6 separate regions of the Mus musculus genome follow, and regions 2, 3, 4, 5 and 6 are each linked to region 1. The links are chromatin loops, found by intact Hi-C in ENCODE. Cell type or tissue: heart. All regions are shown on one strand. Region 1 overlaps A930014E01Rik (a long non-coding RNA gene). Region 2 overlaps Fabp12 (fatty acid binding protein 12). Region 3 holds the start of Fabp4 (fatty acid binding protein 4, adipocyte). Region 4 overlaps Gm33365 (a long non-coding RNA gene). Region 5 has its middle 15 kb from the start of Fabp12. Region 6 has its middle 38 kb from the start of Pmp2.

Evidence for each region. Hi-C counts contacts between places; a loop is a spot of excess contacts. Peaks named below come from ENCODE experiments on the same cell type or tissue, not always from the same donor. Only the 100,000 strongest peaks of a DNase experiment are listed, where the experiment ranks them.
Region 2: a loop joins it to region 1, with 4 times the contacts of the local background. A loop is called at or near these places in 13 of 42 quality-filtered maps.
Region 3: a loop joins it to region 1, with 2.5 times the contacts of the local background. A loop is called at or near these places in 4 of 42 quality-filtered maps.
Region 4: it touches region 1 in a loop (7-fold over the local background); 10 of 42 quality-filtered maps call a loop at or near these places.
Region 5: it touches region 1 in a loop (4-fold over the local background); 13 of 42 quality-filtered maps call a loop at or near these places.
Region 6: it touches region 1 in a loop (3-fold over the local background); 2 of 42 quality-filtered maps call a loop at or near these places.

The regions. Positions count from the first base shown.
Region 1 is chr3:10,299,664-10,304,663 of GRCm38, forward strand. It overlaps A930014E01Rik (a long non-coding RNA gene), which reads left to right. Exons shown (of 2, transcript XR_387546.3): 2 at 2,250-3,077. It also overlaps a transcript of Fabp12 not described here. Among named protein-coding and RNA genes, the nearest start is that of A930014E01Rik, 4.2 kb to the left of the region's middle. In heart, a CTCF peak has its summit at 2,399; no DNase peak of the experiment used is centred here; H3K27ac peaks cover 261 bases.
Region 2 is chr3:10,247,150-10,252,149 of GRCm38, forward strand. It overlaps Fabp12 (fatty acid binding protein 12), which reads right to left. Exons shown (of 5, transcript NM_001357160.1): 3 at 2,891-3,063; 4 at 464-565. Among named protein-coding and RNA genes, the nearest start is that of Fabp12, 4.6 kb to the right of the region's middle. In heart, a CTCF peak has its summit at 2,461 (motif pointing left); a DNase peak (open chromatin) is centred at 2,432.
Region 3 is chr3:10,205,885-10,210,884 of GRCm38, forward strand. Fabp4 (fatty acid binding protein 4, adipocyte) reads right to left here and starts at 2,732. Exons shown (of 4, transcript NM_024406.3): 1 at 2,555-2,732; 2 at 66-238. The coding sequence starts at 2,627. In heart, no CTCF peak of the experiment used is centred here; DNase peaks (open chromatin) are centred at 117 and 2,697.
Region 4 is chr3:10,056,893-10,061,892 of GRCm38, forward strand. It overlaps Gm33365 (a long non-coding RNA gene), which reads right to left. Exons shown (of 4, transcript XR_387544.2): 3 at 883-1,043. Among named protein-coding and RNA genes, the nearest start is that of Gm33365, 4.9 kb to the right of the region's middle. In heart, a CTCF peak has its summit at 2,970; a DNase peak (open chromatin) is centred at 3,039.
Region 5 is chr3:10,237,022-10,242,021 of GRCm38, forward strand. No RefSeq gene overlaps it. Among named protein-coding and RNA genes, the nearest start is that of Fabp12, 15 kb to the right of the region's middle. In heart, CTCF peaks have their summits at 3,005 (motif pointing left) and 4,954 (motif pointing right); DNase peaks (open chromatin) are centred at 2,270 and 3,030; H3K27ac peaks cover 263 bases.
Region 6 is chr3:10,143,605-10,148,604 of GRCm38, forward strand. No RefSeq gene overlaps it. Among named protein-coding and RNA genes, the nearest start is that of Pmp2, 38 kb to the right of the region's middle. In heart, a CTCF peak has its summit at 2,014; DNase peaks (open chromatin) are centred at 2,007, 2,677 and 3,287.

The DNA of each region.
Region 1 (5,000 bases):
CCTCCGGAGTGCTGGGATTAAAGGCGTGTGCCACCACGCCCGGCATATCTAATGTTTATTAAAACTTGTACACACACACACACACACACACCACATAGACACACTCAGACACAAACCCCACACATAGACACACAGAGAGACATATACACAGACAGACTCACAGACACACTCAGAGACACTCCCTCCACACACACAGACACACACCACACACACACAGATATACACACAGAGACACACACACAGAGATACATCACACACACACAGAGACACCCACACAGACACAACCCCCACACATAGACACAAAGACAAACACAGAGACACAGAGAGAGAGACACATATACAGACAGACACACAGACACACTCAGAGACACCCCCTCCACACATAGAAACACACACAGGGACATATACCACACACACAGACACACACCACACACACAGACACACACCATACAGACAGACACATACACACACACACTTCAGTGGAATGTAAGAGAAGAAAGCTTACAAAGGGGCTTGGTGGAAAGAGAAGCCTTTGGAGAACTAAGTAGCTAAAAGAATCCAAAAGATAAGTGGTATATACAGCAAATCCTTGGTCTGATAAACCTCAGAGTGGCTGTCTCCTGAACAGAGCAGAACTTGAAACACATGTGTTCCTTGTGTTAACTAGGGGATTACAAACCATTCTATTAGAGGGGCCAAGCAACCAGAGTGAAAGCCCAGAGAGAGCTCAGAGGTCAGGGTGAAGGGCAACTCTCAGAAAATTTGGTCCATATGTTCAAGGAAAAGGATGTCAAAACAGATGTGGTAAGTTGGCCAAACTTAGATTCCTGTCCATGTGACAAACTCAAGCTAATCTTAAGCATAGTACACATGATAACAATGAATTATGGGAAAATAGACGCTCATGTACAAACTGAAATGTTATACTAAGGAGGAGCATCTATTTGTTTCAAAGTTATTGTCTAGATCTGATGTGATCCGGGTACTTGGGAAGTGAGTGCCTTCAATCTAAACCATAGAGTGAATTCTGTAGATTGCTGAGTTTCAAACAAGCTGGAAAACTGGACTCCATACGTCTTCCTTATTTCCTGCCCCTCATCGTTTCTTCCTCCTGCTGCCTTTATTCTCCTTTATCTCTTACTCTTCTCTCTCTCCCTTTCTTTTTTCCTTCCCTATTTTTTATTTTTTATTTTGAGATAGAATATCATTCTGTGGCCCCGGCTGGTCTAGAGCTAGCTATGGCGTTCTGTGGCCCCGGCTGGCCTAGAGCTAGCTTTGGCGTTCTGTGGCCCCGACTGGCTTCAAGCTCCAGTTCCTGGTGCTCCAGCCTTCGGAGTGTTGGATACAGGCTTCTGCTACCACACCCACTTTGCCGTTTCTATATAATCAACTTAACAGGCATTTCCACAATTACTCTCATGATGACAAAGTAATCTGCATTTAGGCACAAGTGTCTCCTACCTGAGAGTCTGAGGAAGGACCCTGGGTCCCAGTGTCTCCTGCTTCAGAGGCAGTCCCGGGGCTCCGGGGTTAGAGGATTTCCGTGCTCTGTGAGAGGATTACTGCCCTGCTTCTGCGTCACCTCATCATCTCAGCAGGTGCCTCACAGATTTCACTATGAACAAGTGTGCTTACAAAGTACAAAGAAAAGTACGCGACGGAGAGAAGTAAGCCAGAGTGAACAGCAAACATTGCTCCTCACGCAGGGCCGCCACGCACAGTGCCCTTCACCCAATGTCACCAAGCAAAGTGACCGCTGGCTACTGAAGTCTAAGACAGGAAAGTGTCAACACTTCTATGTGATTTCCAGGATCTCATAATCTGAGAGCAGAGGGATTAAAATCCACAGATGCTTGCGACATATGTTATTCTTTTTGAATAAAATCCAAACAAATTCATTGCTCAGATTTTTAAAAAAGACTTATTTATTTACTATATGTAAGTACACTGTAGCTGTCCTCAGATACTCCAGAAAAGGGCATCAGATTTCGTTAGGGATGGTTGTGTGCCACCATGTGGTTGCTGGGATTTGAACTCGGGACCTTCGGAAGAGCAGTCGGCGCTCTTAACCACTGAGCCATCTCACCAGCCCCATTGCTCGGATTTTGATTCTTGTGTTACAAAGTTTGGTAACGATAGGACTCACATGTGGATCATTTCTTTTGGCTATTGCTTCCAATGATGTAAACTGTCTAAGGAAAACTATGAAGGGACGGTAATGTTCTTTGGTCATTCTGTTTGGTTTTCAGAGCCAGACTGGCCTGGAACTCAGGACTTCTCCTTCAGTTTCCCCCTTGCTGGCATTTCCAAAGTCAGCCACCACACCCAGCTCTCATCCTTCAAAGGAGCTCAGAAACACTTGAGAAAAGCTGACATGTGAATACCATGCTCCCTCTCGTGGAGAAAGGAGGAGCCGGCGGCATTCGATTCCTCCTCTGAGGATAGAATTATAACTTCAGAGCATTGACTGTTTCGTGGATTAGATTCCCTTAAAAATTTACTTTTAATTTTTGAGGTCCTATCAGCTTGTGAATTTTCTGTGACTTGATTTTACTTGCATTATTGTCCTTTTTCTAAGATGGTTCTTTGTCATTAAAGTACTTACTTCTGTCTCTAATGAAGTTGTGTCTTTCTAATGAAGTTCAGAGATGCAGGTGAAGAAAAACAATTTCAAATTCTGTTCTCGGGAGCCTGAAACATCAGAGGACCTCATCCTGGCTTGATACTGGCCACACTGTGACGTCATTGGTTACTGTTGAAGCAAGCCACCAACACTAGGTGGAAAACAGCCAGGAATGTGAGGAAGATGACCATGCAGGGCAGAGAAAGACAAAAAGTCCATCAGGAGTTTCCCCACAGTCACTGGGTCAAGGAGACTGCCCAGTGCTCTGAGCTGGGGGCCTGCTTGGAGCATCACCATGGCCTTTTCTACAACTGTGTCCCTCCAAGTGTAATGAGAAGGGGAAGCAAGCTTGTCATCCCCACAGCACCAGCAGCCAAAGCCCACACTGTCATCTCTCCACCCCCTGTCCCCCCAAATGACCTTAGAGAATAAAGTAAATCAATGCCGAGCTAAATGCTGGTGTATTTGACTTCAAAGTCCGCTGTGTACTGGAAAGCAGGGGGGGGGGGGGCGGGGGGAAGGAGCAGGCTTTGAAATGTCAGCTGTTGAAAGACATCACTTTAGAGATGCGAGACTCCTGTTTGCAGAATGTGAAGGATGAGTGTAAAGGAAACAACCTGATTCCTTAGGAAAATCAAATTCTTTCAGCATGTATTCATTTGCCATCGTTCCTGAATTCCTTGGGTTTCCCTCATAGTGCATTGGTACTGTGGGGTGACAGTGGGAAGCACAGAGTTCAGTTGCCTGACATTTGGCCCCCAGAAACCTATTCCAGGGCCGTGAAGGCAGTGTCCACAAGATTGTCCTTGCTGGATGGATGCTAGTTTCTCCCCATCATGGTATTCCTATCCCTTGCTACCAGTCAGGTGACCCAAGAGGATGGCAGGTGTCCCTCACAATTTTCTGTATTTGAAACATTCTAGCCCCGTTTGCCAGTGGTGGGGTAGTCCTTACTGAAGGAGTCATCTCGCCATTTGTAGTGCTTCTGGCTGGAACAAATGTTTGCCCAGGTTATAGCTCTGCCCTAAAATGACCAGGAAGGTATGGCAGAGTCACCAGCACAGGAGCTCTGGAAAGCGACTAGGCTCAAGAATGGGTTTTACAGCAGAGCTCTCACAATCCACTCTGTACATGTGTGTAAACAGATGATACCTAATGTGTCTAGCTTATATACATGTGTGCCTGAGGCAGGGCTTCACTATGTAGCCCAGGTTGACCTTGGAATCTAGATACTTCACCTTCAGTCTCTTGAGAGAATTAGCCTCCAAGCTCCTACATCATTCACTGTACTTCCAGCTTGCTTTCCCTGTTTTCTTCTTCTTAGTAGTTGAGTAATTGATATCTGTGTCTTTTACACACACACACACACACACACACACACACACACACACACACACACACACCAGATCCAGACACTGTCTGGAACTGTCCTGAGCTCATTTGGGTCCATTTACTGGAATTCTCAAAGGCTGGATGATTGCAGCACCATGGAAGGGAGAGTACATTTTCCCTCATAGAAGTGTATTAAAACCTGAGGGCTACACAATGAAGCACCCACAATTAGTGCCTTTCGTGGAACTAGTGGCCAGGGGATGAACAATAATACCGGATTAAGGTGAAAAGGTCTGTGGCCTAAGAAAGGGCACAAAACAGGGCACATCTCTTCCCAAACATTTAAACCTCTATTTCTGAAAGCATTCTAGGTGCTTCATGTACAATTAGCACAGTGAAGAGAAATAGGGAAATACAATCCCCCTACCACTGCTATAGGTCTTGGGGGTTAGTGTTTTGAGACAGAATCTTGACCTATGACTCAGACCAGCCTAGAATTTTCTATGTAACCCAGGCTGCCTGTGAACTCAAGCTATTCCTACCTCAGACTCCTGAAGGCTAGAATTACAGGGGTTTGACACCATGTCCAGTCAGTAACGTTGTCCTTCTATGGGAAATTTAAAAATAATTAATAAATAAGTAGTCTATTCATCCACATGTCCAATCGCCTTCTCCCTGCAAGGCAGCAAGAGCTGCAAGCACACCACACACACACACACACACACACACACACACACACACACACACACACGCACACACACATCAGGTCAGGCTTTCAGACGGTTAAGTGCTTTGTTGAGATTGGGTGAAAGTGAAGCAAAACCATAATAATAGTCTCCAGATCTTGCTTTCAGTTTGGCCTGAGCTAGGACAGGAAGGACCTAGCTGCCTTTATATCAAACAGAAAGTGAGGAGGTTCTCGGTAAATAGGTCAACAAAGCAGCCAGGCTTCAGAGCCTGTCAGCACGGAGGGAGGATTAGCTGGGCACCCTCAGGACTGTTTTGGAGGCACATAATCCAGTTTAATCTTATCTTCAAAGTGTGT
Region 2 (5,000 bases), 53 kb before region 1:
GCGCCTTACCTCACGGAATTAGCATGAGGTAACAACGTGGGATTGTGTAGAAACACATCCTTGCTTTTACTTGCTTGTACTTATTCGGACACTGAGAACCACCTCAACACTTCAGTTTCACGCCTCTCTAACTTAGAGCTTTCTTTTCTCCCGCACAATGACAGATCCAGAGGAGCACCGCCTTCTGTCAGTGTTGAAACCCTGATTGCACAACCCTGCGCTTGCTTCACGTGTGAGTGGGAGATCAGGGAACACGCTATTTTAAAAATTCTTTTTAGAGCTTCAACTTCTCAACCCATAGGAGTTTCAAATTCTTACAAAGATATGGTTATCTGTGAATGTTTCCCTTCAGCTCTTGTAAGAGAGGAGAAGCCAGGCTCAGTTTTTTTCTGGCTTTAGGGCAAGTAAGTGGGTGCTTTTCTGATAGACAGTTCAAGTGACAAGGACACACCAGAGCACTTACCACCACCATTTTCCCATCTACCAGTCTCCTGCAGATGGTGGCTTCCTTGCCATCCCAGTCCTGGACTTGAACCAAGGAGTCATTATCTAAGATCACTGTACTCTGTAAAACAGAACCAAGGTTAGGTCGGCGCATACAAACCCTGATGTCCTAGACGTGCTAAATTCAAGGCGGCTCTACAGACTTAAGATGGTATTTACAAGATTTTGTTGTTGTTGTTTCAAAACCTTCCTAGCAGTGCTTTTGTGGGATGATTCTTCTGGGGAGAGGAAGATTTATAAGAATAAAATGAACAACTTAAGAAGTTCAATTTTATCTTTTATAGTCTAGAGGAGGTCTTACTCTTATGCACAGCGAGTTAAGTGTCTGTTTCAACAACAGGAGACTTAGTTCAGGTCCCAGTGAGGCTGAAGGGAGGAAAGCTCCCCTCTCTTGCTCTTCCCAGACAGCATTCCCCAGTTGCTTTGTCTGTACTAATTGCTCTTGCTTCTTTAGTTTCTCTTGACAATTTTATCACAGATATCTAAGATGCCTTTATTAATTGTTTCAGTCAAAATTCCTTCGATTTATATGTACTGGCATTTCAAGTCCCATGTTTATTAAACCTCTGTCAAAGGGGTATAATAATTCCTTTTATCAGAATATTACCCTTAGCAGAGGTACAACTGAGGGCATCAACTCAAACAAACAAACAAACTAAAAGCAAAACCAAAGAATTATTGATAGACTATTATAGCAACCACTGGGTGCTGGGAAACAAATAGCAAGTTCCATTGTTGAGATGATCAGTCTACTATGGGTAAACTGGTAACACAAATAATAAAATACAGGGAAAGTATATATTATAAATAAATGCTGCATTTCAACTGGAGGTATGAGATACAAGGAAAACCTATGTGTATAACATACCAACTATGAATGCATGAATGCAGACTCTGGAGTCTCTTTCATTACCTTGTTCACCAAGGAGACCATGCTTGCAATGGTGCAGTTGCAAGAACAAGGCGTTCAAATCTCCTCTGGCCTGGGTCCTTGGAGATTAAAAGCCACAAACATCCCTCTCCTCTGTGTGTGCATGTTCCTTCTGTCTCTGTCTCTGTCTCTGTCTCTGTTTCTCTCTCTCTCTCTCTCTCTCTCTCTCTCTCTCTCTCTCTCACACCCTCCTCATCTTCACCCCCACACTTCATATGTATTCTGAGTTACAATTAATTCTCCATTGTCTTTAGCCATTAAGAAACCTAGGCTCATCTGTTTCAGGGTCATAACCTCATATCCGCTAATACCAATCGTGTTCATTGTAAAATTCCATGTGAGAAGCCCACAGAATGACAGGGAGCACCGTTGCTTCTGAGAGAGCTGAGTCCCAGCTTAGGTAGACTGCTCTCCAAACGTGGTCCACTGAGCATCACCACTGGATCCAGTGTCTTGTGTGCATTTTCAAGTGCCCACCAAAGAATTTTATTCTCCCAGGGGCACATGTACTGGCCAACTTAACAGGACCTAGAGCCACATGGGAGGAATCTTAAGGAGGAATTATCTTGATCAGGTAGGCCCGTTGGTATGTCTGAGGGGTTGCCCTGATGGTTAACTGATGTAGGAAGCCCCAGCCTCCCCATCCCCCCTTTATGGTACCATTGTCTATGCTGAGAAATACCTGGGTGGGTATCCCGAGCTTATCCCCGTCCCGCGGGAAATAAACACAGGACACACCAGATTCTTCCACGGTTAACTTTTACTTCTATATCATATTGAGGTAGACAAAGAAAGCTCAGAAAGTGTGTGGCTTAAATACTTTTGGTGACGTGTCTAAACTAGGACTGGTAGCAACACCCATGATCCTCATGCACCCTGGGGATAGGTTAAAGCCCCCAGGGGTTGGGCAAAAGCCTCGGAGACGGACTGGTGACTTTGGCTGGCTGTGCTCTCGCAGCTGCGCACAATGAGGTTTAGCACCATCTAGTGGCGGCACGTAGATTGCAGCCCTTTACAGGTGGGGGAGGCTGAACAGTCTGAGAAGAACCTACTATGGAAGGAAGCAGGTGAGGATGTGTTTGTTTCTCTCTGCTCCTGACTGTGGCTATGATGTGGCAGCTGCTTGACCTCCCTGAAATGATGGACCTCAACATGGAACTGTGCTCAAATAAACCCGTCTTCTCTAAGTTTCTTCTTGTCTGGGTGTTTATTTAGCTCATTGGCAGAAATAAAACTAGAGCAAGTAATAAAATACATCTCACACTTCTGAGGGATAAAATGCAAGAATCCAAATGGAACGTGATGCATATTTGCTTTCAAGATCTTCAAGCTTAGTGTTTAGTCAAAAGTTTCTCTAGGAGATTCTTGAAATGTAAGTTGGCTGTTGCATCCTAATACAGCATCTCTAATTAACATTCATAAGTAGGATCGCTGAAGGTGTGCTGTCGGCCTCACCTTGCTTTTGCGGCCACTTGGTGTGGTTTCCTCAAACTCCTCTCCCAGCTTGAAGGAAATCTCCTTGTTTTTAAAGATGCTTTTGGTTTTAATGGTGATCAGATCTCCGTCTGTGCTGATGGTCACAGTGGGCTTTGCCAGACAGCCCAGTTTCCTGCTGGCTCTTCCTACTCCTGGGAGGACAGTAATGGACAAATAGTCATATCTGTTGTTGATTTCAAGGACTTCTTCTATTTGCACAATTCTTTCCCAAGGAGAAGGATTCTTCAGTTAGGCAGGCTTCAGGTTATATGAAATTAAATATCTATTTTTCTTGTATTTACTTATTTGTGTATGGTATGTGTGTATGTATGTTTGTGTTGTATTTACTTATTTGTGTGGTATAGTGTGTGTGTGTGTGTGTGTATGTGTGTGTGTGTGTGTGTAGTGTGTGTGTATGTGAGTTTGGGTTATTTGTTCTCTATTACACTTTTTAATGTTATATATTTTATTATTTAAAGATTGCAAATAAAAACATTATATACAAAAACTTACCAGACACAAAGTTTTATACAACTCAGTACTACATATTTTATTGCAGCAAAATATTCATAAGACAAATTTACCATTAAATGTGCAATAACTGGCATTATATGCATTATAATGTTGTACAGTCAACTCTCTATAGATAGGGTCTTAAAGATATAATTAAATTGAATATATTGGCATTCACCTTTCCTTTCTTCTTATATTTGTGTCTTGAAGATTTTCATGTCAGTACATAAAGATATTTTTTTCTGCATGCACATCATCTTCTATGAGATGCATATACCAAAGTTCATTTTTTTCTATCCCCATTGAAGACTAATACATTTCTATTTTTGTTGCTACATATTATGGTTCAGTGAACTGCCTTGTGCATATAGTTTTTGTAGTCCATGTAGGAATGTTTCAATTCCATGGGTGGGAAACAATGTAGAGTCTAGCAAGTGACTTGGGGAAATATTGTAATGTGGTTTTTTTATAGTATAGAATAGAGTTTATTTGGGGCAAGGGAAGGGGAGTTAAGAGGGTAGTAGTGGCAGAGAGAGAGAGAGAGAGAGAGAGAGAGAGAGAGAGAGAGAGAGAGAGAGGAGAGGAGAGGAGAAGAGAAGAGAAGAGAAGAGAAGAGAAGAGAAGAGAAGAGAAGAGAAGAGAAGAGAAGAGAAGAGAAGAGACAAGAAGAGACGAGAAGAGAAGAGAAGAGAAGAGAAGAAGAGGCAGGCCATGAACATGTGGAGGGAGGGAGAGGGGAATAGGGGAAGAGTGAATAGCCCAAGAGGGCAAGAGAGAAACAAGAGAGCTGTAATGTGTTTCCCCTGGTTCCTGATGGTATATAAACATGGCATATCATGTTGGGTAACAACTTCCAAATTATTCATGTCCTAACTCCCAGACCCTGTGGATATTACCTCACCTGCTGAGGGGACTCAGAAGGTGTGCAGCACAGATATTTTAAGGAGATTATCCTGGATGGTAAAAAGAACCCTCTGTAGTCATGGTACGCCCATAAGAGAATGAAGGCATTGGAGAGATGGCTTAGAGGGGGAAAGAAAAGCCTTGTGACCTAAATTCAACACCAGAACACACACAATGTGGAAGGAAAATACCTCACAGATATGTCCTCTGACCCCGACACCATACCATGACACATATGCACACACACACACGTGCACACACACATCATGTTCACATACAATAATAAATAATAGTAAAAGTAATTTTTAAAGGAAAGAGATAGACTATAGAAGGAAAAAAGGCAAAGGGAACATGGCGGCAAGGGTAGTGCTAGGGACACATTCCAAGGAAAGCCAGCAGCCAGCAGAGGTGAGAAAGCAAAGGTCCCTAAACATTAGAGCCAGTGTCTATAAAAACAGTTACGATTTTAAAGTATGTCTTTATTATAAGTTATTTACTAAAGTAGTTTTCTGTTTAATAAATGGTGTATATGAATTTATCTTCTATGGGTCCATGGAGATTATACCAATCTCAATCTGGTTTATACAGAACTGTATTTTGGTGGTGAATCAACATTTTATCTCTATGTGAAATTAGAGGGACCAGATGACTCTTATTTCACACACACGTCATA
Region 3 (5,000 bases), 94 kb before region 1:
CTTCCTGCAGGCCGTGGAATAGAAGCCTGGCCCCCCTCACTCTGCATCAGCTCCTTGTTCCTCACCTTCACCTTCCTGTCGTCTGCGGTGATTTCATCGAATTCCACGCCCAGTTTGAAGGAAATCTCGGTGTTTTTAAAAGTACTCTCTGACCGGATGGTGACCAAATCCCCATTTACGCTGATGATCATGTTGGGCTTGGCCATGCCTGCCACTTTCCTTGTGGCAAAGCCCACTCCTACAGGGAGAAAGAGAACGCATGTAAAGCTAACATTTGTGTGTGTGATGAAGAAGACACCAGGGTGCCGGAGGCTCCTTTGATGCTCTCAGAACCTGTCATCCATCCAGATTTACTGTGCCTGTCTGCTAACTACACTCCTTCAGATAAGTCCTTAATTTCAACAAGAATGTATTAAGAGATTAAATCTTCATATCTCGATGTCTATGTGTTTTATATAGGTCTGTATGTCTATATTTATTATAATATGCTAATAATAAGTGTATGTATATTATCTCTATTTTCTATTTGTGATTGAGGCAGTTTGACCATTTTATTCTTTCTTAATTACTAAAAGTTTTTTTTTTTTTTAAAATCTAAGTCAAAGGCCAGGCCTCACTTAGAGTTATTGTGTTAAAAGGTCATCTATTTTTGAGTGAACAAAAATCACATTTCACAACACTTGTTGCCAAATTTAATTTTCTAGGCTTCTTTCCCATATTACTCCCTCATGAAATGAATTGTCTGATTAATTTCTGTAGAGTGAACATGCTGTTTCACATTTCATGTCCTTTTAGAATGGTGATCGCATTCTCAACAATCAGGAAACGTAAAGCAGACTGGGTAAGTATCTTCTGAACTCAGGAAATCAGAATGTCAGTGTATAGAAAAGTTTGGAAACTAACACTCTGCATCTCGGTCCCTTAAGCTGTGAACTTTGTTTGTTTAGCTTCCCTGTGGAGGGTGAACAACTTAGAACCTTAGTCACCCTGTCGGCATGTTACACAGAATCCTTCTGTCTCGGGTGCACTGACTCCTTCAACACAAATGCTTAAATAAAGGCTATGTCTTTGACAAAAGGTGACCCAAAGCTAGAACTAAGGATGAACTGAGAGACAACCACACCACAAGATAAATGATGCAGAGGGTACGACTTAGTTCTCTGTCTAAACAGTACCACAGTGAGGAAATGGTGTGTCTCTGCCTTGAATTGTCACTCTGCCACACAGCACAGCATTCTGTACAATCAATCAGCGCAGGAAAGGGACACAGCACTGGGAAATGATTGCAGAGAGACCGTGCCGGGGACAAATAACAGCTTCACTTGTGTCTTCATTTTTATCTGACTGCAGAAGCCAATACCTGCCTACTCTGCCTTAATTACGGTTGCCAGTTCCACTCAGGAAATATCTACTGCCTTTAATCATGGGTCTCTCACAACTTAAGTAGTGTCATTATAATTTAGATAGGAATGGTAGCAGTATGAAATGTTTCAAGTGGTCAAGAGCTAAAAGTGTCTCAAGCCCTGGTATTTCTGGCTCAGTGCATAGTAACTACCACACTGAACAGTAAACAGTCGATGGGCTAAGTCATGCTGAAATTCCCGATATTCTTCTTGTCTGCAAACAAGACAACAATATTGACAGACAACCAAAAGTTCCCACTGTATAACTGAGGGAAGGTTTGCAGGTTGAGGGGAGTCTGTCCTAACGGAGATACTCTGTAATATGGGGAGGTCAGGAGAGAGGGCTTCAAAGCAGACGCTTCCTGATGAAGTACATCGCTGGCTGGGCGATGGCCCCTCTATACGGATAGGCAAAGCTGTTTGGCCACACAGCAGCCTGTGGGCAGTGTTGACAGGACATAGACCGTTGTGAGCCCATATCGTGGGAAGGGCAAGTTCTATGTGTGCTTTGCATGCCCTGCTTTCCTTCTGAATTACTCACAAATCTATGACATCACATATCACTCTAAACCAACGAAGAAACCTTTAAGTCCTTGAAGGAAAGTATCTCCGGAAGCCAAGCTTTTGTCAACTGTAAAATAATCACACATTCTTAGGCCTTGACATTGAGACAGAAAAGAATTTGCTAAAATATATTTTCCAACATGATTTGTTTTCTAAGAGGGGCAATATCATGACTTCAGTTTTAAGTAAAAGTTGCCCCCATCCTTTAAAAAAAAAAACAAACGGAAGGAATATTTTTCTCTTTAAATTATTACAAATTTTTCATGTAAAAGGAGATGTTGAAAACAGGCAAGTAGCCAAATGAACCTCAGAATCGCAAGCTTGGCAAAGAAGGCCACATCTTGTCGTTCTACAGAGAGTAAAAGATTGTCCTGTAGACTCTTTCTTGCGGGTTCACCTGGAGGGATCACGAGCTTGAAGCTTTGAGAAAACTTCTAGGACAGACTTTTTCTTGTGGCTTCTACATACACCCTCCATGCGGGAAGCAGCATTTTCTCCCACCACAGCTCCATCCTGTCCCCCCGGGCTGCAAGGCAGCTGCAAGCCCTCTCCCCAGCCCGGGGGACCCCGACCCCCACAGCACTCACCCACTTCTTTCATGTAATCATCGAAGTTTTCACTGGAGACAAGCTTCCAGGTTCCCACAAAGGCATCACACATTTTGTAAACCTTCGAGGAGGAGCTGTCTTCCAGGTGAGAAAGGCTGCAGCACAGGAGGGTGCTATGAGCCTCTGAAGTCCAGATAGCTCACTTTTAAAGATGCCCTGACCATGTGACTGTAGGAGTGACCAATGGGGGCCAGATCATTTCCTTCATGACCAGACCCTGTATGTTTTCCTCTGAGTCATGTTTTTAATAGAAATTTCTCAACTTTGGTTCTCCCTGGCAATGATCACTGGACTTAGAGTACAAATTATTTTTAACCATGAACAGAGTATTTTAAAGGTTCCTGTTTTGACTGTCAAAAGCTAATGCATTGAACTTCCCCCCATTATTCCTTATGGATTTGCCTCATTGTGGAGGAGACAATTATCTTGGACACATTTGACCTTCTTATCTTGAGTTTTTATTTTATTAATACTGCAATAATGTGTTTAGTTCTTCTGAATTTGAGAACATAAAAACTATCTTAGAGATTCTTAGTCTTAATGGCTCTTTTGTTAGAATAGTGTTTATCTCAGGAATTTTAACAAAATAAATAATGACATTTTAAAGTAGCCTAGTTTTTTGATTTTTGGTTGTTTTGTTTCCTTGGTTTTTTTGGTGGGTTTTTTTGTTTTTGTTGTTGTTGTTTGGCTTTGTTTGGTTTGGGTTGGGTTTTGGTTTGGTTTGGTTTTTGAGACAGTCTCGCTGCACAGCTCTGGTAGTCCTGGAACTTACTACCTAGACCAGGCTGGTCTCTAACTCAAAGAAACCTAGCTGCCCCTGCCTCTGGATGCGGGCTACAGCGGCCTAGATTTATAATTTCAAATATTTAATACATACTTAAAATACATTCTGCTCATTGCTCAGGAATGTAGTGCACAGATTTAATTACATTAAAAGTTAAGCCTTATTCTTCCCATTCGTAAATAGCCATGTAGTACTCATTTTTACAGACCCTTCAAAAATGGGTCCCAATGCAAAATATGTCCCTCATTTCATTTTTGAAATATATTGTAAGTTTTAATTTCATGCAGACCTAAAGATTGTGGGTTTATGTGAATGATCAGAAGTAATGTGGTCATGAATTATCAAAACCTGTTTTCTTCTTTGACACAGTGACTCATCTGAGATAGCTTTTATAAAGTAATCCAGTTTCTCAGCCTCCCTGCCTCACAGCAGAATGATGGGAGATGTTCACATGTACACCAGTGCCTGCGAGCACACCCACATTTCAGGGTGTTAGAGAGAGATGGACTGCTGTACAGGGGCTCGCTGAGAAGTACCTGCTCCCAAGTCCCTACCAGCCCCCAAAGTCTGGGGAAACAGACTCTGAAACATGATATTTTCTGTAGGAAAATGGGCTACTGTAAAAGTTTGATAAATTTAACTCACAGTAACAACTTTTAATCGCATCTGCTAGTGTCAGGGGAACAACTTTCACCCACTATGGACTACTCTCAGACTCAGGCTTCCTACTGGATAAGACCCCCTGGATTGCAACTCAAATAAAATAAGCGATTTTAATGCAGGAATAATTTTGATAATGTTCTAAATTGTTTTATTTGGAAACGTATGCTGATCCCTAACTTAGACATGTTCTCAAGCGATTAGCCCGCTGTGCTGACTGCATGTGGATTATAGTGCTATGGGTTAGACGTGCTGTAGAGCCAGCCCATGTAAACTTCTGCACTTACACAACTACTTCTGCCTCCGACAGGTGGCTAATATAACAAGAAAGCTCAACTTTAATTAAATGTAAAAATAAAATGTGTGAAACAACTTGAATTCATCAATCTAAATTTTTTAACTATAATTTTTGTGAACTTTAAATAATGAACAAGTATTTCAAAAAAAAGAGTCTGACTCAAGATGACTGTTAGTGTACAGTATGTATCACAGTTGAAGTTAATATAAAATGCAATGCATCGTGAAAATTTCTTACATTGAATATATGTTGGAATAACCATAATTAAGGCAAGCCAAGTGAAATATTTTACTAAAACTAATTTGTTTTTATTTGCTTGTTTGTTTGTTTTTACTTTTCTAATGTGGTTGCTAGAATTTCACATGTGCTCTGTGCTCTGTGCTCTGTTTCTCTTGGAACTGGTAGCGCAGCACAGTGACACCAAGTCCACCCGTTTATTCACACATGCCTTAGGCACAGGCTGACCACTGGGGATCCACGGAGCAAGGAACATGTTTCCCACACTGGGAAAGACGGTGTACAGGGGACAGTTAGGGACCCACTGTCCAGAGCATCCGCACAATGTAAGCTGACATGACACCAGAAGGGCCTTCCAGAACAAAGGAATTGTCAGCTGAAGATAGATGACAACCGCCACAACACTGGGGAACCGAGGAACTACAAGATGGCTGGCTTAGTGCCAT
Region 4 (5,000 bases), 240 kb before region 1:
GTTTGTTTGTTTGTTTTAATAACCCACAGCTATGTCTTTCTGTTTGCTGGGCTCTCATATCTGAGGGCAAACAAATGTCATCTCTGGTTAGCCACTGTCTTCTTGTGTCCTTGGAAACAAGGAAAACAAGAAAAAGTAGCCACTTTAAAAACAAGGAATTTCAGGTCTGGCAAGGCAACTCAGAAGGTAAAGAAGAGCTGAGCCTGACTCCTGGGACTCACGGGGAAGGAGAGCATGAGCTCCTATGGGCTGTCCTCTGACCTCCACAGGTGAGATGGAGGTGTGCCGATGCACCTTCCATAAAAATATACAGGAAAAACTAAAGCTTCCCACTCTTGAGAGCAAAGTACCTTCATTTTTTTTTAATTAGGTATTTTCCTCGTTTACATTTTCAATGCTATCCCAAAAGTCCCCCATCCCCACCCCCCATCCCCTACCCACCCACTCCCCCTTTTTGGCCCTGGCGTTCCCCTGTACTGGGGCATATACAGTTTGCAAGTCCAATGGGCCTCTCTTTCCAGTGATGGCCAACTAGGCCATCTTTTGATACATATGCAGCTAGAGACAAGAGCTCCGGGGTACTGGTTAGTTCCTATTGTTGTTCCACCTATAGGGTTGCAGTTCCCTTTAGCTCCTTGGGTAATTTCTCTAGCTCCTCCATTGGGGGCCGTGTGACCCATCCAATAGCTGACTGTGATCATATCCAGAAGTACCTTCATTTTATAAGAGGAAGATCGAAAGACATAATGAGCCATGTGGTTGCCCAATGGCACATGGAGGGCCAATGGCGGAGTCTGCACAGAATCTCATGTTCTGCACAGATTTCAAGAAAAGCCTTCATGTAGAAAGGTTTCTTCTGCCTGCTTATGGAAGCTTGCTTACCAGGCCTCTGGGGTCTAAGAACTCGATTTTAGAGTGTTTGTTTGTTGATGGAGTAGCTCCAGAGTCCTGAGAGTGGCTTTGCGTCTGCATTGAGCCAGTTCAATTCTCAGACGGTCCTCAATGTCTGGAGTGGATTAGCGAGTCTCCCAGGTCTTGTCTGTCTACATCAGTGAAGAAGAGCAACAGCATGAGTAATCTGAGATGGACAGGAAACAGTTCTGGAGAGCTTCTAAACCCGTCCAACTACAGAGATTAGTAATAACTTCCCATGGCAACAAGACCACCTTTCATATAAAAGACTTGTGCTGGCATCTGTAAGTATATTTCCAAAGGCGACTTACCTAATTCCACCTAGTAATAGTCATTAGGTGGAAGTCTAATCAGTAGATCATGGTTTGTTTCAAAGGATGGAACATTCAATCCATGCAGGGAAGCAGATGACAGAGCAAGTAGATCTGTTATTTAATATTTTTCTACAATGATCTTCAACATGCGAAGAAGCTGGGGATGAGCTGAAGGAAGGCTCCCTGATCCTCTGGGAATATTGTTAAAGCTACTCCCTAGTTCCCAGGCTGCTCCTCGCTCACCCCAACCTATTGTTTTAAAGATCCATTTGATCACTGTGTATCCCTTTTAAATTTAAGTAACTTTCTGATTTTCACCATTTTTGTAGAGATGAGATAGTGTTTTTATTTAAAAGGACCCCCACACATGCACACACATGCGCTCACATGCACATCATTACCATAAACAGTGAGGAGTTTTATCTTTAAAGTGATATCGCTTGAGCCACAGGTCATTTTAGTGTCTCTCTGTTGTTCTAAGAAGCCCTGCCTACAGCCTTCTCCGTAAGGAGATAAGGCTGTGTAAGAGAGACTTTTCCAACCACGCTGGGAGATTGCATGTTACAACCAGCATTTGACTATCTTTCAACTGCAGATTCAGAGGCAGGGTGTCCCTGGACCTTGCACATGAAAATGTACGATTTATCCAGCACTGCCCATGTGGCACCGGTTGACATTTTCCATCTTGTGATTTTGTAAAAGTAACAATTTGGGACTGATGGGCATATTAACACCGTATGAGAAAGACCAGGCTTGAGAATATATTGAACACACCAGACCAAGGAAATTGTATGACACTTTCACCTGACTCTATCAAGAGGAGGCCACCTAACACGCTGATATCAGCAGCTCCCAACAACCTGCCCTGGGACTGTCTTGTGGGTGCAAGGGGTGGACAGACAGACACCTGTGACTGCCCTCACTGACTTAGCACTGTGCATCAGTTCTTCACCTCAGCTTTACTCTGACCTTGTGGCTTACTCTCCTCCCCCAAGAACAGAGATTTATGATTTTTGCATCTGTATCTCAGCCTCCTCTCCCAGCTTCTCAGTAAGGCCTCTGTGAGCTCTGCTGTAGTCTCTTGGTAGCCATTTTCTAGCCCACACAGACGCATATACACATACATATATCAATGTCTATAGGTAGACACAATTACTGGGTGATGTGTAATATGTGATCATAGGGTTAATGTCAATAATGTAATTTGGAATAAAATATAATGTTTGCCAGCGGCTAGCTCTCAGAATCGGGACGACTTGGCAAATGCAGCCAATGAAATTATGAATTTATTATTATCCAGTAGTTCTGACATTATTGAAAGACACAAAACATGTCTACATGCTTCTGGCAAGGAATGCCCGTGGCACTGTTGTTCCTAAAACATTTCCTAAAACTATGTTTGTACCCAAGGAATTGAAAGATGCTGATGGCCCTGGTGGAGAAGGCCTTAGTTCTGTGCATCTCTGGGCTGTGCTGGGTCAGCACAGTCTCCACCCTTTAGTTAAGTGGGCAAAATATATGTGGATGAATTTCTTCCTTCTCTGTAGGTGGCAAGTTTCCAGATTCATTTGATTTCTTGTATGTTCTTTTTCTAATTGTTTCTTTTTCCATGACGGCTCTGAGAGGAACACACCTGTGCGGATGAGTGTTATTCTACAATGCACTTCCTTCTCTGTAGCTTGTTCTCCAGCAGGCCAGGCCTATTTCTCTTTCCTTGAGTATTCCATTGCCTGGTCTCCCACCACTAGGTGTCATATGTATTCACACAAATGCCTCAAGGGTGTAAAAGTAAGCATGCATGCTCTGGTTCCGTGAGCTTGGTGGGCAGGGGTGTGATGACATCCTGCCTTTGGCCGAGTGTTCCAAGGTCTCTCACTCTCTGTGTAATGCCTGGCTGTGGGTCTGGCTGTATTTGCTCCCTGTATTTGTTCTCTATGTTTGTGTAGGAGAATGTCTTTAGGACTCATTTTATCACTACATTATTATTACTAATATTATTATTATTATCATTATTATCATTATTATCATTATTAACCCGTAGTATTTGGTCTTGCCTACCCTAGGTCTCTGGACTATCTGATCTTTAGTTCAAAGAGTGTAAAAGCCAAAGGGGATGGAGGATTCTAAGAACACAAGGTCTTCTAAATCAGCATGAATACAGCTCATATGAACTCACAGAGACTGAAGCATCCAGCACAGAGACTGAAGCCTCCAGCATAGAGACTGAAGCATTCAGCATGGGCCTGCGCAGGTCTTCCCCAGTCCAGTGTGTATATATTACAGCTTCCAGTTTCGTGTTTTTATAAGATTCCTGAGTCTCTCTTAAGAGCTTGTTCTTCAGGTGACTCTGTTAGCCTCTATAAGCAGACCTGGGAGGGTAGCTCTCTCCTTAGTATGAGTGGGCAGAGTATTCTCTGCAGGCAAGCTCTCTTCTTGCAGGGAGGGTACCCAGATATCTGGTGTTCAAACTGGACTCCTGGCAGGAGTTGTGTTCCACTCACTAGAGGTCTTAGGATCCCGTGTGGAATCCTGTGTGGGCCCTTGCGGGTGTCGGGCGACTCCGCTGGCAAGGTACCCCGGGGCTCGAGTGGAGCGGAAGGGGCTTGTGCCCCAGGTCAGGCCCGGGTAGTCTGCTTCCCTATTTACCGCAGTCTCAGGTTCTGCGCGATTGGATTGGGGCAGACACTGTGTTCCACTCACCTGAGGTCTTAGGATCCCATGGGGAATCCTGTGTGGGCCCTTGCGGGTGTTGGGTGAGACTCCGCTAGCAAGGTACCTTGGGGCTCAAGTGGAGCAGAAGGGGTTTGTGCCCCAGGTCAGGCCCGGGTAGTCCGCTTCCCTATTTACCACAGTCTCAGGTTCCGCGCGATTGGATTGGGGCAGACGCTGTACTACACAATGGAGTACTACTCAGCTATTAAAAAGAATGAATTTATGAAATTCCTAGCCAAATGGATGGACCTGGAGGGCATCATCCTGAGTGAGGTAACATATTCACAAAGGAACTCACACAATATGTACTCACTGATAAGTGGATATTAGCCCCAAACCTAGGATACCCAAGATATAAGATACAATTTCCTAAACACATGAAACTCAAGAAAAATGAAGACTGAAGTGTGGACACTATGCCCCTCCTTAGAAGTGGGAACAAAACACCCTTGGAAGGAGTTACAGAGACAAAGTTTGGAGCTGAGATGAAAGGATCCACCCCATAATCAGCATCCAAATGCTGACACCATTGCATACACTAGCAAGATTTTGCTGAAAGGACCCTGACATAGCTGTCTCTTGTGAGACTATGCAGGGGCCTAGCAAATACATAAGTGGATGCTCACAGTCAGCTAATGGATGGATCACATGGCCCCCAATGGAGGAGCTAGAGAAAGTACCCAAGGAGCTAAAGGGATCTGCAACCCTATAGGTGGAACAACATTATGAACTAACCAGTACTCTGGAGCTCTTGACTCTAGCTGCATATGTATCAAAAGATGGCCTAGTCGGCCATCACTGGAAAGAGAGGCCCATTGGACATGCAAACTTTATCTGCCCCAGTACAGGGGAACGCCAGGGCCAAAAAGGGAGAGTGGGTGGGTAGGGGAGTGGGGGTGGGTGGCTATGGGGGACTTTTGGTATAGCATTGGAAATGTAAATGAGCTAAATACCTAATAAAAAATGGAAAAGAAAAAAAAAGATTCCTGAGTGTGTGAATGAGTGGGTCTCCATTTCTTGTGCCTTCTTTTGGGTTTTTTTTCCTTCGGTTGGTTTGTCCTG
Region 5 (5,000 bases), 63 kb before region 1:
AGTGCTCTTACCCGCTGAGCCATGTCTCCGGCCCTGAAAAATTGTAGTTATGAAGCAGCAACAAAAACAATTTTGGGAGTCACCAAAATATGAGGAACTGTATTAAAGGGTCATTTAGGAATATATTAAACTGTACTAAAGGAATGTATAACTTTATTAAAGGGTCACAGCATTAGGAAGGTTGAGAACTTCCAAAATAGAATAAATTATTTATGACCTTGGAACAGGCAATGGTATCTAAGGAATCAGTTGAATATATTTTTTTCTTTAAAAAAAAAAAGATATTTATGGACATCTGGAATCTGCTACACACAGTGGCATAGGTGGGGTGTAGACACACAAAGGCTCGCCCACAGCCACACCACAATGCTCAGATAGGAGGACACTGTGAGACCTGCCTGTTGCCATACCATGAGGTGGGGACATCCAGAGGCCCACCAATCATGTGTCCTGCCCACAGCAGGAACCGCTACAATGCGGTGGGAGGAAAGAAGTGGAGCAGCCAGCGCACTGTGAAGAGAGGCAGAACTGGAGACACGAGGGTCGGGAGGAGTGGCCTGTTGTGAGTAGCCTGAACTGCCACCCGAGGTCATGGTGAAGTCCCAGTCCATGGCTGGACCCATGACCATTCAGCAGCAGAGGTCTGTGTCAATGTCTGTGGCTCATATTACCACTAAAGACCCTGTGGACATCCCTGGTCTGGGCTGCTATGTCCAAAGGCTGTGCAGAGCTGGCCCTGTCCCTTACTTGCTGTGACACTCTGGCGAACTGGCCCCTACCTCTCACTCAGGGCAGTGGGCCCTATACCTCGTCTGGGCAGCTCAATAGAGCTGGTCATGGTGTTGGGGTTGGGGTTAAGCAGGCTCCGAGGACATGAGGGAGGGAGAGCCTTCTGTGAGGTGGCACGGGCACAGGAGAGATGCCCCCCCCCAACAGCACCTGAGGCAGTTGGGAGAGCTGGCTTTGCCCTCACTGGGCAACACAGTAGAGCTAGTCTTAATGGCAAAGACTCTGGTAAGCCAGCCCCAAAGACATGAGAGCAAAAGAGATTGGCCAGCTGCAGCGTTGGGTGAGCTAGCCTGGGCAGTGTGGAGAGCTCACCCTGGTGATGCTGGTGTGGGAGAGCTGGCAGGCTGACCAACTCAGCTACCACACAAACCCGGATCCAGTACTGTGTGAGGCCACTCCAAAATCTCACCTCATCTAAGAACTGCTGGAGCACATGAAGGGGCGGGTCCTGCAGATCCAGAGCTGCAGGACCTCCATGACACAGGGCAACAGCAGGATATCTGAGAGGAGTCCCCTTGAGCATCCACAATTGATAGCGAAGCAGAAGACAGAGGACTTGAGCCAGACCAACAGCTCACTGCAATGCACATCTGCAAGCAAAGATGTATGAACACCTTGTCGGGCATCAATGGGAGGAGAGGACCTTGATTCCAGGAAGGCCTGATGGCCCAGAGTAGGGGAATGAGAGGGCAGAGAAGCAGGAGTGGGTGGATGGAGACATACCCTCATAGAAGCAGAGGGAGGGGGGATAGGGTAGGAGTGGGGGGGGGGGGGCAGAAATCAGGAAAGGGGATAACATTTGAAATGTAAATAAATAAAATATCCAATAAAAAATGACTAAGCATAAGAAAAAGATGTATGGATAAAAGGATTCTACGGGACACGGTGTGACACACTACAGTTTCTACAATGAGAAGTTTTCTATGCTTTTTTGTTTGTTTGTTTGTTTGTTTTTTAAAGTTCCTTTGGTGGGTGGAAGTTGCAAGGGCAGAGGGCAAATAGGAAAGAAAAGGGAGATGAGTGAGATTGGAGTGCATGATGTGAAAGTCACAAAGAATCAATAAAAAGTTAAAAGATATTTACTCGGTGAGCACAGAGTTGACAAATACTGTCTTAGTCTGTCATAGTCAATACACTTATTTTATATTTGTGTTAATTTCCTCTTGACTTGACAATTGTGTGGACTCAGGAGTTTGAAAATGCAGAGGCCTTTGCCGGCAGTTTTTTCCAAAGCAGAGCAGTACCATTCCTGGCAAATGTTTGAATTTAAGAAAAACCTAAAATCTGTACAGTTTTATAAGTGGGAGAGAAAATCCTCCCAGAATAACAGCTGCATTGATAGCCCCACCCCACCCTCCCCCCACCCTACTCCACCCCACCCCACCCTCCCCCCACCCTACTCCACCCCAACCCCACCCCACCCCATCCTGTTACAGCTGCCTACATCTCATCCCCCAGGACCGGCGGAGCCTGAGCTCAGCCAGGATTTGGAAACTACTGAGATTAACCTAGACCTTTACCCTGCAATGCCTTGCTTTGAAAGAGATACCAAGACAGAGAGCCTTCGGAGGAGCCAGAACAAACTGTCATTTGAGGACTCCCGATAGGATCCGTCAGGGAGGTGAAAGAACAAGGAAAGGCTTACGCTAAAAACATGAACCTTACATTGGGAGTAAACGTTTTGGAAAACACGTAATTATTATTTTACTCCATTCATTCCATAGAAAACCTATTTTTTTTTCTTCACTGACATGTTGTTGCCTTTATATACAAACCTCCTAAGTTTTTGGGGAATTTGTAAGAAACTGAAAAAACATATCAAACCTAAGAAATTGATGTTTAGAAAAGACTGGCATGACTGGACACCTATTAGAACAGATCAAAGACAAGGCTATTCCATCTGTTGGCAAGGAGGCGATAAAATTGACATTTCACACAGTGCTGGCAGGAGTGTCTGAGAGCACGTTCGTTAACTCAAGTGTGTGTTCATGACCTAGTCATTCCAGTTTCAAGTACTTACCCAAGGAAAATGAGATGCAGAATGCATCTAGCATAGCCAATAATCAAGGTTCAATTCTAGCATGGGGTGAAAGCAAGAACATGACAGATTCAAAAGTAAAAAGATGGGAAAGTTCTTTAAAGATTAAAGGATACAAGAGAAACGGTTCAGATATCAAGGCTGTGTTATGAATAATACAGGTGACCCTGACTACCGTACATAGCGCCACCTTGAGGAAATTCGTGGGAAATGCTACTTCATGGTTAAGGAAGCCTGAGAGAAATTCCTTGATCCACATATCCAGTATTTGTATAGCACTTCACCGGAGGCAAAGCCTTGTTCTGCCTCCTGAGAGCTCAGTGAACCCAAAACAAAACCAAACGACCTTCTTCTCCTCCTTGGAATTTATTGATGTTTTAAAATAACATAAGGTCATATGCAAATTAATTTGTAAACTATCTATAAACGTAGAGAAACATTAAAGAAATCTTTTCTGTGTCACAGATAGTAAAACCAAGCAGTCACATATTTATTTTTCCTTTCTAATGACTTTTATAAATTTGGATTATTCCAAGAATTTTTGCTGGCTGGTGTGGCACACTATCTGATACACCACCACTTTCAGGGGTTTCTAAGGACTTACAGCTGCAATCCCACCCTGGAAGGAGGGCACCTTCATATCAAATTGTCATAGACTGTGGCTTCCTGGGAAATGCTTACACCTGAATGAGCGGCTCTCTTTAGCCCAAAGCACTGCCCAGTCTTTACTTCCGTCTGTGCCAGGCTCTGTAGATTCTTTTACTGTGTCTTCAGACCCACAAACTTCTTTCTTAGGGGTCTAACCATTTTTAACCTATGTTGCAAGTGTTTCTTTCTAATATTCTATTGGCTTTAGCTCTAGATGGCTTGTCACCTTCCACTAATCTCATTATGCCTAGGTTCACTAAATCCTCCAGTGTTTGAGCATATTTATAACTTAAAGTCCGTGTCCGTTAATTCCATCATTGCTGTCATATCTGGATCTGTTTCAAAGTAAGATGGTTTTCCATTTATAGACTCTGTTTGCTGTTTCTTGTCTTGTGTAACAGTTTTGGATTGGTGATGGGTACAAGTGTAGTCTTATTGACTGCCTGCATGCTTATGGTCTTCATTTAAGAAGTGTTGCTCATTGTTCTTTTTCTTTATTCTTTTTAAAGTTATTTTATTGTAACCTTTTTAGTTATGTAGACTTTCATAAAAAGCATGCACTGTATTTAGATCATATTTAACTCTTCCAGCACAACTCACCTTACTTAAGCTGGCTCTGGCATAGCTTTTACTCTTAGCTCTACTGCCAGGACAAGTCACTTCTGGCTCTTCCTGAGTGCTCGCGCTGTCTGCTCTACCCAGCCTCAGCTTTATTCCCTGCCCTCTCTGAGGTCTGTTGAGGGTTCATTCCGCAGCAGTTTGGCCATTTGTTCCCTGGCTTCGCTGAAGTTGACACTGTGTTTATACACATGGAACCCTAGGCACTGACTGTGGCTTTCCCCTTTCTGTAGCCACACTCCTTCCCAGAACCCTTCCCACCTCTCCTGGGTGCCTTAAAATTCTATTCAAACTGCCATGGGTCTCAATACTACCATTAAGGCTGTGGCTAAGCAAAAAGCTGTGTCTACGGTGGGGCCCATTTCAAATGTTTTCCTCTCCTAAGACATCATAGTCTTGGATTTCCTACTACCTAATCTTCAAAAACATCTGCTTCAAATATTTTTGCCCGTGTTCTAGCTGTTTATGACACAAGGAAAACCCTGACCCTTGTGACCACAACGGCACTGAAAACAAGTCCCCAACCCCTAAAGCTCTTATCTTCACATCCTGCACATTACTGACTGGTACAGCCCCTGGAGCCCTCATCTGTGTGTGGGGCACGTCACTGGTACACGCTCATGTCAGGAATGCGAGGCTCTCTCTTTATGACATCCTCAGGATGCTATGTTTACTTGGTGCTAGGGGTCAAATCCAAGGCCTTGAACTGCTAGGCAAGTGTTGTTCCACTGAGCTGTTTCCAGCCTAAGTCTTGTTCATTACGATGTGTTTGAGAGCTAATACCAGATGGGCGTGAGGAGCATACCTTTTAACCTGCTAGGAAGAAACAGACAGCGCAAGACAATGTTGCAGCGGTAGGGGGCGCTACAAGGAGTTCTGGCTGGGCCGTTCTGAATTAACAGTGTTT
Region 6 (5,000 bases), 160 kb before region 1:
TAGAAAGAAAGAAACAAATTGTTCAACCAGATACTGGATTGAAGGAAATTACTTCAGATATTGGCAGAAACCTAGCAACCTTTATCACGTAGATTCAGGCTATTTTTAAGGTGGATCTCCTGATTTGTTTTGGGTCTCATCCTAGACTTCACTCTCCCAGAAAAACCTATGAAGCTGATCAGAGAAGCAAGATGATCGACTCACCTGTGTGAACGGTCGATTTCTGAGTTCCTACATTTCTGCTGAACATTATAACAGGTAATGCCTGCCTTTGAGGTGGTTCATAAAAAGCCGTGTCTACGCAGGTAGGACAACTGCAGTAAATCGCTAGCAGCATTCTACCGCAGGAGGTTGGCTCAAAAGTGTTTATGTTTACGGTTATACAGAAAGAATGTGCCAGGGAGTTGTGGCTAAGAGTGTGTCGTGCTCTTCCAGAGGACCTGCGTTTGATTCCAAGCACTTACACTCGAGCCTGGCGAACATGGCTTTGGCAGGCCTTGCCCTTCTCCTCCATTCCCCCTGTCTTGCTAAAGCCCCTTAGATTATATTCCTGAAGCTAGCCACCAGATCCATTCCCTTATTTGGCCACTTCCTCCTCCTTAGGCTGAATACCAAAGTCCAGCTTCAAATGCATTGAAGTTGAGCAATCAAAAGCCACCTTTGGCTCACATAATTAACACATCAAATTAAAATTAAACACCTCATCTTAACAGGGCTTTTCCCCTTTTACTGTTATAACCCGCCATTTTCCTACAGGCCATGCCTGTCTCCTCTATCCAGAGGCAGTCATTTGTCCTAGGGACAAATACTGTCCCCCCTCTCCCTTGTTCCCTTCCCCTCTCCCTCTTCCTCAATCTCCCATCATTGTTATTTCCTGCCCTCTGTCCCTCTGAGGCAAATAATTTTCCTTTATGCTGAGACCTTGGTCTTACAGGTCCTGGGCTTATACTTTTCCATTCATACATAACAAAAATAAAATTTAAAAAGGAAAGTGTGTTTGATATTGGTTTATTAGCATTCATAATTATTATGAACTGATAAGACTGGAACATATACGCTAAATATGAAAATAAATTCATTTTATTTGTAGATCTAACAATAATTCTGGAGAAGTCTAAAGAAAATCAAGTCATAAATTTAATAAATAAAATCATGAAGTTAGCTAGACGTGGTGGCACTGTTATAATCCCATAGCCTAGGAAACCAGCATCCAGGAACTGAAGGCAATAACAGCATTGTGACATTAATCCAAATCCCAAGAGCCAGAAACAAGTTTTAAAATCTGTAAGTTCATGTTTCTCTTGCAGCTAATTTTGAAGCCATCAAGAGAGTAAAGTAAAAATGATTTTGTAAACTTGAATGCTCTGAAACATAAAATACAGTTATTTATCTGCTTGTCTTCAATCAGCAAAAGCAGTGGGACACTCCCACATGCTGGCGGATGGACAGCCTGAAGCAGACAGGCCTATGTGAACAGACTTGCAGTCACTCTTTCCCTTAGATTTTCTTGTTTTGGCCTGCTTTCTTTCTTCTCTCTCTCTCTCTCTCTTTCTTTTTTTGAAAGTTCGTATTTGGCAGAATATAAGAAGATAAGAGATACTTGTCAAATACTTGCTTAATCATCTATGTCCTCCTGATGAAACGAAAAATTTTTTTTCAAAGAATGATTGGATCGGATTAGACAGCATGGCTAAACAATAGAGAGGAGGAAAGGTGCTGGTGGGGGTGGCTGTGGCCAGGAAGAGGAGAGTGGTAACAGATTTTTGTGAACCAGTGGCCATTTCCGAGCTAATTTGGATGCACAGAGAGTTTGAGTGATTGGAACATCCTGCAGGGTTTCCTTCTAGTTCCTTCTGAGCCTCCCTCCTGCCCTGAGGCTTCATGTGGCCTTTCTTTTTTTTTTTTTTTTTCCTTTTGGTCTTTTCAAACAATAACAAGAAATGCTGGGTAGGTGTGGACCTTGCAGTTGCAGGGCTCATTGTTCTCTGTCCAGTGAGAGTGGCCGTGGACCTGGTGGTGGACTCAGAGAGGTCCAGCCCGTGATCCCGTGACTGCTGGCAAGCCATGAGGGAGACACGGCTGGGGTTTATGTGACACAGGACATGTTTTCCCCCCATCAAGGGCAAACAAGTCAAGTCTTTGTTACCTCACCTTTGGAAAATTAAGCTGTCCCGCATCTGAGACTTCGAGTGGAGCTGCTGAAGGTGTGACTATATAGTGGAAGAATTGTGGCTGTTTCTTCAGAAGACAGAGGGCAGGGGATGGGTAAACTACAGAAACTGACTGCGGTGACACTAAAGGGGGAAAAGAAATAGAAGTAATCCCGTTTCTTATTGTTAATGACTTAAACACGCTTAGGACCACATAGGAAGTGTGTGCTGGTTCCACTGATGGAAAGACAACATGCATTGATTTATTTTTCAAATAGTAGAAAAAAAGCTAGCCAAACTACCTCTGTACTTCCTAGGTTTATTCTTGTAAGGAGTATGAAAATGGAACAATCTGGACACCACTTATAACGCCTTTCTCTTTACTTTGTGAGACTCCCGACATGGCTGGTGAGAGGAGGGCTCATCTGACATGTAAGGCTGCTAAGTAGATTTCCCATCTTCTCCAAAGGGCCTCTCCCAACAAATACATTGTTGACACTGCCACCAAACCAAAAGCCGATGGGTGAACTCTCCTTGTATGTACCTTGTCCCTCACTGGTCATCCTGGAACACTTAGGAAGAGGAAGCAGACAAAACCAAGGCCAAGGCCAGCCGCAGGGGCTGGCCTAGGGAAGGCCCAATTCCTGCTTTAGAAGGGAAATTAGGTTCTAGAAGGGAAAGAGAAATACTCTCAAGCACAAACAAAATAAAACAAAAACAAACAAACAAACAAACAAACAGCAACAACAAAACTATTTTTGCATAGTTCCTATGTAAGATGAAACATTTATTTCCCGTAGATAATCACTGTTTTGCTCATTGCTGGGGATGGATGCCAAAGCCTTGTGCATGTGAGGCCAGCTCTAGCCATTGAGGTTTACCCCCAGCCCCCTTCACGCTTAGTGAGGGAAATGTTCAGATTCTATTTTACTCCAACTTTAGGAGAAGGAAGATGCTTCATGAGTGTTTGTTCCCAGGAAGAGATCTCAGGACTGTGGGGCACTGTAAAGAAGTTACACAGCACTATCTGTCTCCAGGAAAAGCATTGCGATGCCTGGGCTTCCTTTTAAGATTATCACTGGCCAAGGACCAGCTGCTGAGTTCTGCATTATGTCTTAGGTCATGGAAAGGTTCCAGAAATGACATTTTTCTTCCTGAGTGTTATCGGGTGTGGGCTCCACCCGATACTCTGTTCAAATGGTCAAGAATGCAAAGGGGGAAATGGGCAGAAGCATCCACTTATCTGATCAGCAGGGCCTGCTAGGTGTGCACAGTGCACATTACCCAAAGTGGGAAGTAATTTAGGAGAATTAGCTGTGCTAGTGGGGTCCATGACAGTGCTGAAGCAGTACTAAGAAGGTTGAGGCAATGCTACACTGTGTATGTGTGTGTGTGTGTGTGTGTGTGTGTGTGTGTGTGTGTGTGTGTGTGTTTCCCCACATACGTTCATTCTGTAAAAGGAATCCGCAGTGTTCATCAGCTCCTCCATGTCTATTCCTAGGCCCAGAAAGTTAAGAGCCATTGTAGATTTAAAACTTTGAGAGTACCTATGCTCTGAGGGATAAAGACCGAATATCAGTTTTTAATATCTGGTACAGTGCTACATCAAACAGATTGCAAAGTGATAATTAGATTCATATTGGTGTGAAGTATAGATGCTAATTAGCTTAATTGATTGTACAGTCAGTAATCTTCTGCATAGTTTACTGAAACACAGTGGAATTTGTACCATTTTGAGGCAAAAATGGAAGCTGACCTTTTCTCTAAAGATGATGGGGTAGGATAGTGTAGTGTGTAGGGCTGTATGAAGCCCTCTTGGTGCAGTTCAGATTTCTCCTCCATCTTCTATGTCTTTTTTTCAGTGCTCTTCCTCCTAATACCTAGCTCTAATGTAAAAATGAGTCATGGACATTCCTGGTACCTTAATCCCCTGATGTGCTTCTTCAAGTTGGTTTTAATTCATTAAGGAATGGTAGTTTACCAATAGGAGTGTCTCAGTTATAACCTCACACTCCCCACTCCCCCCAGTGTTATAGTATTGAACACTCTAAAGTAATAATCTCATTATCATATCTTTCAGTTAAATGAGAAAATAATCTGAATAAAGACATGAAAGGTCTATGTTTATAAAATCTTGTACCACCACACACCAGAGATTTATTATCTTTATTTAAAGAACAACATAAAAATTTACAATAGAGCAAGTATTTAGGTCATGTAAACTTAATTATGATAAATAATTACTAATAATTTTTGTATATATGCAAAATCAAATGCAGAGATTCTGTGTATCGTATTGATATTAAGAAATAAACAGCACAAAGTAAGGTTTAGAAAGGAAACCAATTTTATTCAGAAAATCAGCTTGTCCTATTGGACCCTGATGACTAACTTAATAAAGAAACCAGAGACTTTTTTATTTAAAGTTTTTTTAATTAGATATTTTCTTCATTTACAATTCAAATGCTATCCCGAAAGTCCCCTATACCCTCCCTCTCCCTGCTCCCCAACCCACACACTCCCTCTTCCTGGCCCTGGCATTCCCCTGTATTGGGGCATATAATCTTTGCAAGACCAAGGGCCTCTCCTCCCAATGATGGCCGATTAGGCCATCTTCTGCTACATATGCAGCTAGAGACACGAGCTCTGGGGTTACTGGTTAGTTCATATTGTTGTTCCTCCTATAGGGTTACAGACCCCTTCAGCTCTTTGGGTACTTTCTCTAGCTCCTCTATTGGGGGCCCTGTGTTCCATCCAATAGATGACTGTGAGAATCTACTTCTGTATTTGCCAGACACTGGCATAGCCTCACAAGAGACAGCTATATCAGGGTCCTGTCAGCAAAATTTT